2 separate regions of the Mus musculus genome follow, and region 2 is linked to region 1. A link is a loop called in an ENCODE intact Hi-C map of the cell type or tissue named here. Cell type or tissue: left cerebral cortex. All regions are shown on one strand.

Region 1 (8,000 bases):
TCAACATGGGGACTCAACTTCAGATCTCCAGCATCCACTTCAAAAGTGGGGCATGGCAGTACAAATTTGTAACCTAGGCACTGTGGGACAGGAGTTGGAGGAGGCAGACACATTTTCCATGTTCATTGAGGAGCCTGACCAACGATTATAGTTTCTTCCCCCCCCCCCCTTTAGGGGGACTTGAGTTTTACAGAGATCAAGGTCTATGTGTAAATATTCCATCTGTCCTTAAGGACTGGCCTAGATATCCCCTGGGAGACCTCCTGCCTCCGCCCTTTACTGACTGCACCCCTCCACCCAGCCCCACTTCATCAGACATGTTACAGTTTCTTGTTTTCCTGACTGCATTCCAGGCAGGGCTATGACTCTTGGAGACATGGGCTGTAAACCTGTTTGTGGTCCAGACAGTAATTTCAGAAGCTTAGGGCTCAGGGTAGTACCTGATACATAGTAGCTATTCTGTGACCAAATATGGAGCCATTGAGTGAGTAAAATTGCCACCTTGCCAGCCTCTGGGCTTTAGTTGGCATCCAAGCTCATGGCTGATGTCAGTATAGTGTTTCTGTACCTGACTGTTTTTTTTTTCTTTTAATATTTTTATTAGGTATTTTCCTCATTTACATTTCCAATGCTATCCCATAAGTCCCCCATACCCTCCCCCCCACTCCCCTACCCACCTACTCCCACTTTTTGGCCCTGGCGTTCCCCTGTACTGAGGCACATAAAGTTTGCATGACCAATGGGCCACTCTCTCCACTGATGGCCGACTAGACCATCTTTTGATACATATGCAGCTAGAGTCAAGAGCTCCAGGGTACTGGTTAGTTCATATTGTTGTTCCACCTATAGGGTTGCAGATCTCTTTAGCTCCTTGGGTACTTTCTCTAGCTCTTCCATTGGGGGCCCTGTGATCCATCCAATGTTTGCTAGGCCCCGGCATAGCCTCACAAGAGACAGTTATATCAGGGTCCTTTCAGCAACATCTTGCTAGTGTATGCAATGGTTTCAGCGTTTGGAGGCTGATTACGGGATGGATCCCTGGATAAGGCAGTCTCTAGATGGTCCATCCTTTTGTCTCTGCTCCAAACTTTGTCTCTGTAACTTCTTCCATGGGTGTTTTGTTAATAGCTGAGTAGTACTCCATTGTGTATATGTACCACATTTTTTGTATCCATTCCTCTGTTGAGGGGCATCTGGGTTCTTTCCAGCTTCTGGCTATTATAAATAAGATTGCTATGAACATAGTGGAGCATGTGTCCTTCTTACCAGTTGGGACATCTTCTGGATATATGCCCAGGAGAGGTATTGCGGGATCCTCCAGTAGTACTATGTCCAATTTTCTGAGGAACCGCCAGACTGATTTCCAGAGTGGTTGTACAAGTTTGCAATCCCACCAACAATGGAGGAATGTTCCTCTTTCTCCACATCCTCGCCAGAATCTGCTGTCACCTAAATTTTTGATCTTAGCCATTCTGACTGGTGTGAGATGGAATCTCAGGGTTGTTTTGATTTGCATTTCCCTGATGATTAAGGATGCTGAACATTTTTTCAGGTGCTTCTCAGCCATTCGGTATTCCTCAGGTGAGAATTCTTTGTTTAGCTCTGAGCCCCATTTTTTAATGGGTACCTGACTGTTTTTATATCATGTTTGTCTCTCTGCTTTGTCTCCTTAGTACTCACATCGTGGAAAACAGTCCATATTTGCAGCTGGACCCAGCCATCCCAGGAGTGTATTCTGGGAATCCCTACCCATTTGGAATTGATCCGGTAAGAATTCCTTCCGGTTATAGATGATGTGTTGTTGAGATCTCTGAATAAAGAAGAAACAACAAACTGGGGATGAGATGGGATAAACTCAGAGGGTTGCATGACAGGCAGAACTGTGTCTAGAAGATAAATTCTGCCGCACTTGGACTCTACTTCCTATATAGTTTCCTGCTCACTTCCCTCTCCAGCAGCTATCCCATTGCTGGCAATAACGAGCTTTTAAAATGCCCTTGCAGCCTGGAGAGGTAGCTCAGCTGACAAAGTGCTTGGTACTAAAAGCCTGAGGACCTGAGTTTGGTCTGCAGAACTTTCATGTCAAAAGCCAGATATGGACTGGGCATGGTGGTGCATACCTTTAATCCCAACACTCAGAGACAGAAGCAGGAGAATTATATAAATTTGAGGGTGGTCTGGTCTACATAGCAAGATTCAGTCTCAAAGAATAAAACAAAACAAAATCTTAGACATGGTGGTATGTGCTTGGAATCCCAACTATCAGGAGATGGGGCCAGGTGGATCATGGGCTTGGCCAGTGAGAGGTCCTGCCTCAAAAAAGGAAAAACAAGATGGTAGATAGTCCCTGAAGATATTCGTGCTCTCTCTCTTCTTCTCTGTCTCTGTCTGTCTGCCTGTCTGTCTTTCTGTCTCTGTCTCTCTGTTTCACACACACATACACGCATCACACACACATACAAGTTGATTGCTTAGAAAGTATACACACACACACATTAAATAAGTTACTTAATATTTTGATCAAGCGTCCTACTTTGGTATTTTCTTGCAGTGGGTAACATATTACACTGTAATGTATGATTTTAGCTTGTTTGCAGGCCAAAGGTCAAACTTGGGTATATCTTTAGGAGCAGCCTACCTTGTGTTTTGAGTCAAGATTTCTCACTGAAATCTATGACTTGCTAAGTGAGCCCCAGGGACCCTCCTGTCTCTTCCTGCTTCAGACTAAAAGCACACACCAACACCACCACACATTTTTACATGAGTTCTGGGATCAAAACCTGGATTCTCGTAGGTGCCTGGCAAACACTTCACAGACTCAGGTTCCTGTGGAGTTTTGAGATGTGTTTCCTTTGACTTATTTGTTTGCTGTTTCTTTCAGTCAACTAGATGTGGCATTTCCAAAGCCTTTACACTATGAGATCTCTGAGGGGAAAACAAAAAACAAAAAAACAAAAACCCAAGTTGTGAATGGATACAGAAGTTCATGCTCATAAAGCCACCAGGTGTCACTGTTGCGTTCCCAATCAACCATGCCTCCGGTAGTCTTGATGAATGTCATTCTCAGCTCTGTGTGGAACACAGCCTGAGTGGCCAGCTTCAGCTTCAGCAACTGAGAGCACGGCCTGGCAGTGGCTCTCCAGTCACCACCCTCTCAGTCGCCTCCCTCATGCGTGTCATCCCTGAGCTCTCCTCTCCTCACCCAAGAAAGCAGAAAGCATTGCCCAGGGGTTTTCAGACCCTACCTCTCAGTCCCAGCTGCTGCATTCTAAGTTTTATCAAAACAGGTAAAATCCTTGCAAGCCAGTTGTAAACGGCAAACGTAAAAGACAAACGTGAGTGGCTGATATTTTGTAAAGGTCTTATTTTTATTATTATTTTTTTGATTCTGCATGCCTGTGCATGTGTGCACTCAGGTTCATGTGTGCACACGCATGTGCCTATGTGAGTGCAAGTGCCCTAGCAAGGCGGAGGCATCGGGTCTCCTGGAACTGGAGTTGCACGTGGTTGGAAGCCAGACGTAGGTGCTGGGAGTGAGCACTGCGAGAGCAGCACGTGCTTCTTCTCTCCAGCTCCATGTGTTGCCTTTGCATAGAGGAAGGCTTTCTCATTGGTCAGGATGCCATGGCCAGGAAGCTGGCAAGGGGGAGATGTCAGGGTCTGGTTATTTTCCTTTGCTTTGAATCCCATTGTTCCTACCTTCTCTTCCTGCACAGCCCACACCCAACTGTCAGTGAACCCCATCTGTCCAGTTCTGCTCTCCAGGCTCAGCAAGGCGCACATTACACGGTGGTATTTTTATTCGGCTTTAAATGAAATCATGACATTCGCAGGAAGACAGATGAAACTGGAAGTTACTGTGTCAGGCTAAACCAGCCTGCTGCAGACAGACCAATGCTGCTCACTTTCTCTTCTGCAAAGCCTAGACTTAAAGTGTGTGAGTGTGTGTGTGTGTGGGGGAGTGAGGTTGGGGGGACAGGACTAGAAGGGGAATCATGAAAAGAACAAAAGAGAGCTTAAGGAGGTTGTGGGGAGGAGAGTGTCTTAGGTTGCTTTCTATCGCTATGATAAAACACCATGACCAAAAGCAACTTAGAGAGGAAAGGGTTAATTTGGCTTCCTCTTTCACATCACAGTGTGCCATTGAAAGAACCTGGCAGTGGCTCTCCAATCCTGGAGGCTCTCCAGAACCTGGAGGCAGAGACTGAAGCAGAAGCAATGGAAGAATGAATCTGTATTGGCTTGTTCTTCATGGCTTGCTCAGTCACACTTCTTACACCATCAGGACTACCTGCCCCAGCTGGCGTGCCCACCGTGGGCTGGATTCTCAGATATCAGCCATTAATCAGGAAAATGCCAACTGGACAATCTGGTGGCATTGTCTCAGCTGATGTTCTCTCTTCTCAAATGACTTCAGTTTGTGTCAAGATGACACAAATAAACACCAAACAAAACAAAACAAAACAAAACAACCCCCAAAACAAAAACCTGAGCAGGATGGATGGTAATGGAATCCAAGTGAGGATGATTTGAGAAGAGAGGGAACCAGGCAGAGTGGGAGCTGGTGTGCACTGGGGAAGACACAGGTGAAGTGGAATGAAGTAGGGCAAAGTCTAGTGACACATTCGTGTGAAGATGCCACATGAAACCTGTTACATTGTTTCCTGTTAACTTCACAAGCCAGCAGCCAGTGCTCTTAACCACTGAACCATCTCCCCAGCCTCTCAAGTAATAGGAAAACAATTTAAAAAAGAGGAACGAAACAAAAGCAGCCAAGCAGCCCAGAGTTCCCATCCTTTGTGCAATTTTGCCACTTGATCACAATTCTGAAAGGAAAGAAAAAGACCATCAGGGTCAGAGAGAGAGGCAGGATGCTCAAAAGAAAGGGGGAACTGGTAAGGTTTAGAGCTTACTCACAGGAGGCACTGGGTTCTATCCCCAGCACCACAAAAACAAAATAAAACAATTCAATTGCTTGTCATAAAATTGTATACGTATAATTTAAAATCTACAAAATATAAAATGTCGCAGACAGCAGCAGGTTTGGCAGCCATGGCCCTTACGTTTCTCTTGCTGTTTGAACCAGAAACTGATGAACGGTTTAATCATTATTACATAGTGTAATGTTCCTTAACACATTCATTCACTGTGTTAGGCATTTTCCTGTGACTTGGATCATAAAATGCCTAGCCTTCATCATAGCAGAGCAACTTTAAGGTATTTTCAGTTTCCTTGCTCAGTAAGGGGACTGAGGCCAGGGTCATGTGCACAGTAGCAAGTGTTCTGTCACTGAGCCACTCTCCATAGTGGGGACATGGTGGTTAAGAATTCGGCTGTTCTGGAAATCGACTACCTGTGTCTGAATCTTGGTTTTCCCATTCATTGGCTTTGTGATTTTGAATAAATGAACATCTCTGTGCCTATTTTGTCACCTGTAGAATGGGTATGACAGCCAGAGCCCCGAGATTGCTTAATAGATGGACCAGTCTAGTCATAAACATGATACATATCAGTTGCTACCATATTCTTCTTCTTCTTCTTCTTTTTTTTTTTTTTGAGGTTCATTGGTAACTTGTTTCTTTCTGAGATTATAATAAATTCTCTGTAAGTTTGTCTCTTTAACTGGAATATTTGTATTGAAGAGAGTCTTTGTTGGAATTAAATGAGATCAGTACATCTAAAGGGCTTGATTTATGCCTGGTAGGTACTTAACCTGTTAGCATTTGTAGTTTATCTGATTGGCTAGATCTATAGTGTACTAAAGAGCCTACTCTCAACACTCTGATTGATGTTGTAGAAATGGATCACTTTGATGGCAGGTTCAGAGGGCAAGTCTGGGATAGCCGAGATGCCAGGTAGCTGTGCCAGGAACAGAGGAGGTTGTGAAAGACCTTAGTGGGGAGACTCCCACTCAAGTCCCAAGATGGCACACACCCAAGGAATCACGAGAGACCGTCTTGATGCAAACACACGAGGCAGTTTAATGACGGAGCTCCAGGCTGACACGTATCTCATGCAGAAGACAGAGGAGTCGACCCTAAGGCTCAAAAGTTAGGGGTTTATATAGGAAAGTAGTGGGGGGTATAGGGGAAATTGGCACAGTTACACACAATTGGGCAGTTTAAACATCAGCAAGCAGTATGTGCGGGTCGGGACAGTAACTCTAAAGGGAGGGTGTTTATCTTTGTTGGCAGAGCATCTGGTTAAACTCAAACCACATCAGAAGGAGACCAGGCCAGGTGGCCCATTACTCATCTGGGCTTGTCCAGAGATGGTCCTTGCATGCCTCTTTTATCTTAATGGCTAGTTGGTTCCTGGGATGACTTTACAGCCTTTGTGTTGCTGGACTCTCTTTATCTTTATGACTCTAGGTCTGTAAACCTTCTGACTAGGGCCTTGAATTTAGTTTTCATTTTTTCAGTGGCTTCTAGTGTTGTCACTGCAGTCCCCTCCCCCTCTGTCCTACTGGTCTCTTGAGGGCTGTCTTACAGCTGCTCAGAGTAGTGCAATGAGACCCCGAGCTGACTGTGACTTCCATCAGCATGTTTGTGTGTGTGCATGTGTGTATGAGCCTGTGCACACACAGTGGGAATGGGCAAGAGGACTACTTTGTCTAGCTGTGTCTAGCTGGATATTGGCCCATGCTGTTTTGAACGAGTACGTCCCCAGAGTCTCAGGCATCTGAATACTTGATCCCGACCTGGTACTGTTTGGAGAGGTGAAGGTGGTGTAGCCTTGCTGGAGGAAGCCTATTACTGGGGATGGGTTTGAGATGAAAAATGTCTCTCTGCTTCACGCTTGTGGTTAAAGGTGTGAGTCCTCAGCTTCCTGCTCCTACCTTCATGTCACCGTGCTTCTCTACCATGATGGACTCCGGTCCCTCCAGAACCAGAAGTCAGAACAAATCTTTCCTCCTATAAGCTGCCTTGGTCATGGCATTTCATCATAGCAACAGAAAAGTAATGGATGCAGCCTCTAAGAGGGAAAGCATTTTAGACTAGGAAGTTGCTTGTGATGGATGTGAGAAGGCTGTGTGGATTTCTTTTAAGATGACGCATCTCACAGGCACATGGGATGTGCTTGAATTTCTTGTGAGGTTGAGGGTACGAGTGAGGACTTTGAATGGGAATGCAAACCACGGGGTTAGTGAGCTTTCTGTGGCAAGGAAGGACATTAGTACTGGGACCATTAGCCAGGGTGAGACCCTGACTAGCCCCTGCCTATTAGGGGTGGAATACATGCCAAGACTGAATGAAAGGCAGGAACCATGTCTTATCCATAGTGATCTTGACAACTGATTGTAGAAATGACTCAAGAAGGTTCTGGGAAATGCTTTGCCATGTGAATTATTCCATGAACTCAAAAAAGCGGGGGGGGGGGGGTTGCAGTTATTAGAAAGGAGTTGAGATACATTCTTGGGCCAACACTTTGCAGGCCATTAGACTGAGGCAAGTTTGAGACTCTCCATAGTATTTCAGAATATCTTCCAATTTGGCACCAGGTAAACCATGTATCTTTTGGTGTGTGTGTGTGTGTGTGTGTGTGTGTGTGTGTGTGTGTGTGTGTATGTTTGCATCTGTGTATCTGTGTGTTTGTGTGTGTGTGTGGTGTGTGTGGTATGTGTGTGTGTGTATGTGTGGTGTGGTGTGTGTGGTGTATGTGTGTTGTTGTGTGTGTGTGTGTGTGTGTGTGTAATTTGTGAGTGGAGGCATGTAGCAGGTGGTTAGATGACAGCTTCATGGGTTCTCTTCTTCCACCTTTATACAGGTTCCAAGGATAGAATTCAGGTTGTGTTTTTGTTTACTTCTTGTTGCTTTGATAAACACCATGACTACAAACAACTTGGAGAGGAAATGGTTTATTTAGCCTCACAGGTCACTGTCTGTTATTGAGAGGAAGTTAAAGCAGGAACTGAAGCAAAGGCTATGGAGGGGAGCTGCTTACTGGCTTGCTCCTCATAGCTTGCTTGGTTGCTCCAATATACAACTCAGGACAAGCTG
Region 2 (8,000 bases), 600 kb after region 1:
AAATCAGATATATAGTTTTGGTAGTCAAGTACATTGTCTTGCTCAGTACTGGCATGTAACTAGGCATGGTGATACATACTTTACAGTCCCAACATCCTGGAATCTGAGGCAAGAAAACTATGAGTTAAAGACTGAACTACATAGCAAGATTCTTGTCTTCTTGGTTGTAAGATAGCTTTTACCAACTGAGCCATGCGTCTAGTCCTACATAGCAGGATTCTTAAAAAATAAATGTAAGAAAGAAAAAAATGAAGGAGGGCCTTTGAGATGGCTTAACATGTAAAGGCACTTGCTGCTCCAGTCTGGTAACCTGAGTTTGATCCCAGTACCTATATAAAGGTGGAAGAAGAGAACTAACTCCAAATGTTGTCTTCTGATCCCCACAAATGTGCTGTTGTACATCTTCCGATCATGTATACATGCAGGAACACACAAACACACACACATGCATCATTATCATCCTCATTATCATAATAATAATATAATTTTTAAAAGATAGAAAGAATGGGTGAAGGGAGGGAAGGAAAGGGCAGATAGTTTTTTTTGTGAATCAATTTTTCTTTCCTCATATAACTGTTATAATTGCTTATCAGTTTTAAGAAACTTCTTGATCTTGTCTCTGTTTTTTATTCTTTCGTGTGTGGAGGTGATTGAGATAATTGTTTTCAAGTGATCAATCATCTTTGTATAACTAGAATAAATATCACTTAGCTGTGAATACTGGCTGATTTTGGGTGTCAACTTGACATAAGCTAGAGTCATCAGAGAGGCAGGAGCCTCAGTTGAGGAAATGCCTCTATGAGATTCAGCAGTAAGGCATTTTTGACACAGCAATAAAACCTCAACTAAGACACTGTGGTATGTCGGTTTTTAATGCATGGCGGGGCTGGGTAACATTTTGTTGAGAATTTATGTGACACACACTCTGGTCTGTAGAATTCCTTTCTGGTAATCTTGTTGTCTGATTTGCATTATGGTAATGCAGAGCTCCTCGTATAACTTAGGAAGTTTCCTTTCTGGCTCTGTTTAGGAGGCTGCAGAAAGCTGGTACAGTTTCTTCTTTGTTTGGTAGACGCCATCTGTTGAACATCTGGTCCTGTACTTTCTGTTTTAAAACTGTGTTCACTACCGATTCCATTTCTTTACCAGAGATAGACCTACTCATGTTTCTGCATGTGGGGATTGATCTAGGTTTTCAAATATGTAGGCACAGACTAGTCATAATAGCCTTCCTTCCTCCCTCCCCCTCCCCTCCTCCTCCCTTCCCTCCCGCTTTCCCTCCTTTCCCCTTCCCTTTCCTTTCCATTTTCCTTCCCTCCCATTTATCTTTCTCTTCTGTTCTTTCCTCCCTCTATTCTTCCCTCAGTCCTTCTGTCTGTCCCCTCCCTCCTTTCTTTTCTTCCTTGCAGTTCTGAAAACCAAACTCAGGGCTTTTCACATACTGTGTAAGTTCTCTACCACTGAGATACACTCAGTTTCTCTCTGTCTCTCTGTCTCTTTCTCAGTGTGTGTGTGTGCACACATGTGCCCATGTACATGGGAGGCAGAGTCTTTCTCTCTGGCCTGGAGTTCATCAACAGACTGGGAATCCCAGGACCTGCTTGCTTCTGCCTGCCCACTGTTGGGATAAGAGGCATTCACAACCCTGTGCCATCCTTCTTTGTGTTCTGGGCTCTGACTCAAGCCACCATGCTTGCATGCATGCACTTTACCAACAGAGCCATCTCTCCAGCCCTGGTTTTTAGTTTCTTAAAGTGAAACCTTAGATTGATTTTTGTCATCTTTCATATTTTCTTTGCATATATTTTGATGCTATATTTTCTTACTGTTGCTTTTACTGTATCCCCCATTTTTAAAAATAGGGTTTTTTTGTTTTGTTTTGTTTTGGTTTGGTTTGGTTTTTTGGTTTGGTTGTTTGGTTGGCTAGTTGGTTTTTTTATTGTTTTTGCTGCCATTGTTGCTTGAGACAGGGTGTCATTTAGATTAACCTTGAATTTATTATGTAGCTGAGACTGTCCTTGAATTTTTTTGTGTTTTTTGTTTGTTTGTTTTTGAGACAAGTTGTCTCTGTGTAACAGCCCTTGCTATTCTGGATATTCTAGAGCATGCTTTGTAGACCAGGCTGGCCTTGAACTCACAGAGATCCACCTGCATCTGCCTCCCAAGTGCTGGGATCACAGGCTTGTTCTGCTACCACCTGGCCTGTCCTTCAACTCTTGATTCTTCTACCTCCATCTCCTGAGTGCTGAGACTACAAGGAACCTACTGCAGAAGGCAGTTTCTCTGAGTAAAGCAGACAGCAGCACTAATCTATACACATAAATACAATTGTGCAGAAGACATCTGATGAGCACATCATATCCATTTAGGGAGGGAAAAGGACGCCTATACTATGGTCTCCGACCTTCTCAACCATGGACTTTTGACCAGGTTTATAGTACCAGATGCAGAGTGGACCCCAAACCTCTTAATAGCGTTCTCACGCCCGGCCAGGAAAGACGCAACAAACCAAAATCTTCTGCGGCAAAACTTTATTGCTTACATCTTTGGGAGCCAGGAGGGCAAGCGCCCAGCGCCCAGCCCCAAAAACGAAAGCCCCTTCAATTACATCTTTAGGAGCCAGAGCTCCGGCGCGCGCGCTCTATTGTTTACATCTTTAGGCAGCGAGCGAGCGCAGGGCGCGCAGAGCCAGAGAGATGCCAGCGAGAGAGAATGGCGGAAACCCCGTCCCCTTTTTTAGGAGAGTTATATTTCGCCTAGGACGCATCACTCCCTGATTGGCTGCAGCCCATGGCCGAGCTGACGTTCACGGGAAAGGTAGAGTACAAGTAGTCATAAAATACCCTTGGCTCATGCGCAGATTATTTGTTTACCACTTAGAACACAGGATGTCAGCGCCATCTTGTGACGGCGAATGTGGGGGCGGCTCCCAACACAAACCCAATCTGAAAGCAAGTGTATACCTCTTTAACTGTGAAGCCACTACTGTTCCACTGAACACATCTTGAGTGGCTGGTCATCATTGCTGCACACAGGCTCCATCTACAGTTGAGTAAGACCATTGACGACGCTTTCCTCTTGCAGTGGGTTCAGCTTTGTCTAGCATAGTTAGGGCTCTCCAGCAGGGAGGAGACTTCCAGCCCAGTTCTAGCTTAATTTCTCCATGCCCTGTCACCAGAACATTTGATGTCTTCAGGGATAAGGTCTTGCCAACAGCAGTTTTGGTTGCCCACCAGAACTAGAAGGGAACCAGCCCTCAGTTGTTGGGATACTTTTTGTTCTTGTTTTATTTGTTCCTTGAGAAGGTCTTGGTATATAGCTTTGGCTATCCTTGGCCTTAAACTGATTCTCCTGGCTCAACCTGCTCAGTACTAGGAAGGACTATGGGCAAGTATTACTATGCCCAGTTTGTATTAAGCAAATGTTGGTGAGTTATAGTTACCTCTCTTGTGACATCATTGACTCACATTTACTTAGAATTATGCCCTTTAATCTCAAGTATTTTATGGAGTTTCTCAGTTTTCCATTATTGTTTTCTAGTTTATTCCCATTTCCATTTGTGAGCTTTGTATAATTTTTATTTAAGTGCAGAAGTGCAGGCCTTTAATCCTAGCACTAAGGACACAGGTGAATAGATCTCTGAGTCTGAGGTTAGCCTATCTACATTCCAGGTTTCACACAAGCCACAGCCATGAAGTATGAGACCCTGTTTCAATTTTTTTTACTTATTTTTATCTGTGAGTGTTTATATATGAGTGTCTGCCTGAATGTTTCTACGTATGTATACCACATGCATGCCTGATGCCCACAAAGGCCAGAAGAGAATGTCAGAACTAGAACTGGAACTAGAGTTACAAGTGGTTGTGAGCCACTGTGTGGGTGCTGGAAAACTAGGCTAGAAAAAGCAGCCTCATGGTGGCATCTCTCCAGCCCTATTTAGGATATTTGAAGTGTGTTTGTGTGGTCCAGGGTATGAATTACAATGCTGATTGTTTTGGATGAGCTTGAAATAAATCTTTATTGTTGGATGTCATACTCTATAGGTACCAGTTGCATCCAGTTGGTTGACAGTGTTATTCAGTTCAACTGTGTCTTTCACAATTTTCTACCTACTGAACCTGCCAATTACTAGTAGAATGGGGTTGGGATTTTCAACGATAATAGTAGAGTCTACTATTGCAGTTTCTGCAGCCCAGTTAACAGGTTTTGGTCTGTAGGCCATTGGACAGTGACTCAGAGCTAGGACAGATCTGTGTCACCCCTGACCCCCTTAGGTGAGCTGGAAATGCTAGAGAAGAAGAATTCAGATGGTCTTCTTATCTCCGTGATGGGACCTATAGTCCATGCAATGGAGACAGTTTCTGAAGTTGTTTGTGGACACACCGAGTTAACAATAGGACCTCTCATTTAAAATGGACAATCTGTTTTTCAGAAGTATCAGAGGATGTCCTCCCATTCTCATCATGAAAACTTGGCAAGTTCAAGGTTAAAAAAAAAAAAAAAGTGTGTGTGGGGGGGTGTAATTCCCCGAGACGGTGCAGCCTGTGAGATGATGTATTCTCAGATGTCTTAGTGTTGAGACTCAACCAAGGACACCTCAAATATAGTGCTATGGCACAGAGAGCTCTTGAACTCCTGTACCGTGAGGGCATCAGGGTCACCTCCCATCAAGGTCTCGTACAAAGTGAGACATAGAAGCCAGAGTTCTCCCAAAGCAGTGGCAGACATAGAAACCACCCTATCATTGCAATCCTCCTCTCTTCTGTATGAGCAGGGATGCACAGTAGACCAAAGACCTTCATTCTCCTCTCCTATAACCAGGAGGAAGGATCTTCCTTCATTTCTTCACAGGAGCCTGTTTAAGCACATCACTCCCTTCACGCCCAGTCTCATCTCCACATGGCTCCCCATCTTCACTGAGTCTAAGCAGAGCTTTAAACACATCTGCCCTCATGTAAACCTCTGATCAAATGAAGTATGTTTCTCTTGTTGTGGTGGTATCAGGCTTGTGAGTGGAGAGGTGAGGTGAGGAGAGGAGGGGGAGGGGAGGGGAGGGAAGGGAAGGGGAGAGAAGGAGAGAAGAGGAGAGGGGACTGCAGAGAAGAGGAGTATGGAGGAGAGAATGGCAGAGGAGAGGAGGCAAGTAGAGAGCAGAGGAGAGGAAAGGAGGGGAGAAGATAGGAGGGGAGAAGTCAGAAGAAGAAAGGAAGGAAGGGGACAGAAGAGGAGAGATCGAGAGAAGAGAGGAGGGGAGGGGAATGAAGGTAGAGGAGGAAAAGCCAGAGGAGGGAAGAGAAGAGGAGAGAAGAGGAGAAGAGAGGAGGGGAGGGGAGGGTAGAGGAGGAGAAATCAGAGGAGGGAAGAGGAGAGGAGGTGAGGGGAGGGAGGGGAGGGAAGGGAGGGAAGGGGAGGGGAGGTCAGAGGAGGGAAAAGGAAAGGAGAGGGGAGGGGAGGCCAGAGGAGGGAAAAGGAAAGGAGAGGGGAGGGGAGGGGAGGGGGGGAGAAGCCAGAGGAGGGAAGAGGAGAGAAGGGAAGAGGGGAGGAGAGGGGAGGCCAGAGGAGGGAAAAGGAGAGAGGAGGGGAGGGGAGGGGAGGAGAAGCCAGAGGAGAGAAGAGGAGAGGAGAAGGGAAGAGGGGAGGAGAGGGAGAGGAGAGGAGAGGAGGGGAGGGGAGGGGAGGGGAAGGGAGGGGAGGGGAGGGGAGGAAAGGGTAAAGGAAGGGAGGGGGTGATAGGGTAAGTGTTGCCATCAATACTACAGCCTCTTCCCTGCGTTGGTTATCAGTTTTTTCCTGCACCAGGACCAACTCCAGCGCTGTTGTTCCTCCACTCGCTGTGATTCCATCTGTCCAGTGCTTTCTCCAACACAGGGACAGGGCTGTGCCTGTAAGCACAGTTCTCCAACACACCTAAAAGACACGGACCCTTACTGTATTCTGCTTTCTTCTTATTGATGTGAATGATGTCACTGAAGTTCTTTACATGCTGGGCCAGAAACTGAAAGTTTTCCCAAGATTTTCATTGCAGTAGATCATCACACGCCTTTCTTCTAGTCAATCCCGTGTTTCAGTAAGTGAAATGCGTGCACACGCATGAGAAAACATAACAAGAATAGTCTCAGAAACACTTAGTAAATACAAGGAGAAAGACTCTGTAAAGGACAGGATTCAGGTGGCAGAAAGATTGGTGATTTAAAGTATTATTCACACAATGGAAAATTACGTCAAGAGGAAAATGGGTGAGCAGTGGTTTTTCCAGAACAGTGTGCACAAGTTTCACCATGAAAGCAAGAGAAATCAGCAGAGAAAGGAAGAAATATCAAGACATCCTTCCTCTAAGGTCAGATATATCTCAATATTTATCTTGCTGAGGCATAGACACGGCCAGTGCTTTACATCTGTGGGTTTCTCATCTATGGCGTCAGCTAATAAATGGAATGAATACTTAGGTCTCCAATAAGTGATAGAGGACGAGTCCTCCTAAAGATCTGATATAAAATCTTTTCACAGGGGCTGCAGAGATAGCTCAGTGGGTAAGACTGTTTGCTTTGTAAGCATGAAGACCTGTGTTCAAATCCCCAGCTCTCACAGCAAAAGCTGGGCATGGCTGCACATGCCTGTGACCACTGCATGAGGGAAAAGACACAGAAGCCCCGAGGGCCAGCTGAGAGAATGGAGACAGGCAACCTCGGGAGGTGGGAGGCTGCGGGGATCCTCCAGAATATACCAGAGACCTGAGAGGTGAGAGACTCTCAGAACTCAGAGGGAGTGTGACCTTAGATGAAATGCCTGACAGTGGGGAGAAGGAACTTATAAAGCAGGAAGAAAGGACATCAAATGGGGGGGGGGGGGCTTCCACAGTCACAACTCTGACACATAATTGTTCCTGTCTGAGAGAATTACAGGGATGGAAATGGAGAAGATCCAGCGACAGGCTCAAAGTGGATCTAGCTCAAGGAGAGGTCCCAGGGCCTGACACTATTACTAAGGCTATGGAGTGCTCCAAAAAGGGACCTAGCATGACCACACTAACAAGCAGCTGAAAGAGTCAGATGCAAATATTTGCACCCAACCAATGGACAGAAGCAGCTGACCCCTGTTGTTGAATTAGGGAAAAGCTGAAAGAAGCTGAGGAGAAGGGCGACCCTGTGGGAGGACCAGCAGTCTCAATCTTGAACCCCCGAGATCTCTCAAACACTGGATGACTAAACAGGCAGCATACACCTGTAGTCTCCCCTCCCCCAGCCTGAAACCTGCTTGCTCAGGGGTGGAGCTTGCCAGCTCAATCGTTCTGCCACGCCCACTGCTGGAACCTGCCGCTTTGCTGTTCGGAGCCATGCACGTGGTCACTCTGCTATTGGACCCCAAGATTAATTGGCGGGAATCGGGCCCCCTTCCCCTGCTTCATACTGCATGCAGAACAGTAAAATTGAGCTTTGATCAAAATGCCTGTCTTAGCTGCATTTCTTTATCTCGCCACCTAGCCCCTCTTCTCTTCCAGGTATCCAAATGCCTTTCCAGGCTAGAACCCAGGCTGTGATCTGCTGGCCAGACACAACATACACCAGCTGATATGAGGACCCCAACACACATACATACACGGGAATAAGCAGAGGACTGCTGGGTCTGGGTTCAGTCAGAGAAGATGCACCTAGGGCTGGAGAGATGACTTTGTAGTTAAGAATACTGACTGCTCTTCCAAAGGTCCTGAGTTCAATTCCCAGTAACCACATGGAGGCTCACAACCATCTGCAAAGTGATCTCATGCCCTCTTCTGGTGTGTCTGAAGACAAAACAACAACAGTGTACTTATATACATTCAATAAATAAATAAATAAATAAAATCTAGAAGAAGAAGAAGAAGAAGAAGAAGAAGAAGAAGAAGAAGAAGAAGAAGAAGAAGAAGAAGAAGAAGAAGAAGAAGAAGGAGAAGAAGAAGAAGAAGAAGAAGAAGAAGAAGAAGAAGAAGAAGAAGAAGAAGAAGAAGAAGAAGAAGAAGAAGC

The links. A loop is a pair of places that touch in the nucleus more often than their neighbours do. Peaks named below come from ENCODE experiments on the same cell type or tissue, not always from the same donor. Only the 100,000 strongest peaks of a DNase experiment are listed, where the experiment ranks them.
Region 2: it touches region 1 in a loop (7-fold over the local background); 27 of 42 quality-filtered maps call a loop at or near these places.

The regions. Positions count from the first base shown.
Region 1 is chr6:38,061,504-38,069,503 of GRCm38, reverse strand. Atp6v0a4 (ATPase, H+ transporting, lysosomal V0 subunit A4) reads left to right here. Exons shown (of 21, transcript NM_080467.3): 14 at 1,674-1,767. Among named protein-coding and RNA genes, the nearest start is that of Svopl, 19 kb to the right of the region's middle. In left cerebral cortex, a CTCF peak has its summit at 3,003 (motif pointing right); DNase peaks (open chromatin) are centred at 3,062, 3,762 and 4,157; H3K4me3 peaks cover 651 bases; H3K27ac peaks cover 1,372 bases.
Region 2 is chr6:37,459,081-37,467,080 of GRCm38, reverse strand. No RefSeq gene overlaps it. Among named protein-coding and RNA genes, the nearest start is that of Gm33318, 21 kb to the right of the region's middle. In left cerebral cortex, a CTCF peak has its summit at 3,027; DNase peaks (open chromatin) are centred at 1,056, 1,538 and 2,979; H3K4me3 peaks cover 660 bases; H3K27ac peaks cover 323 bases.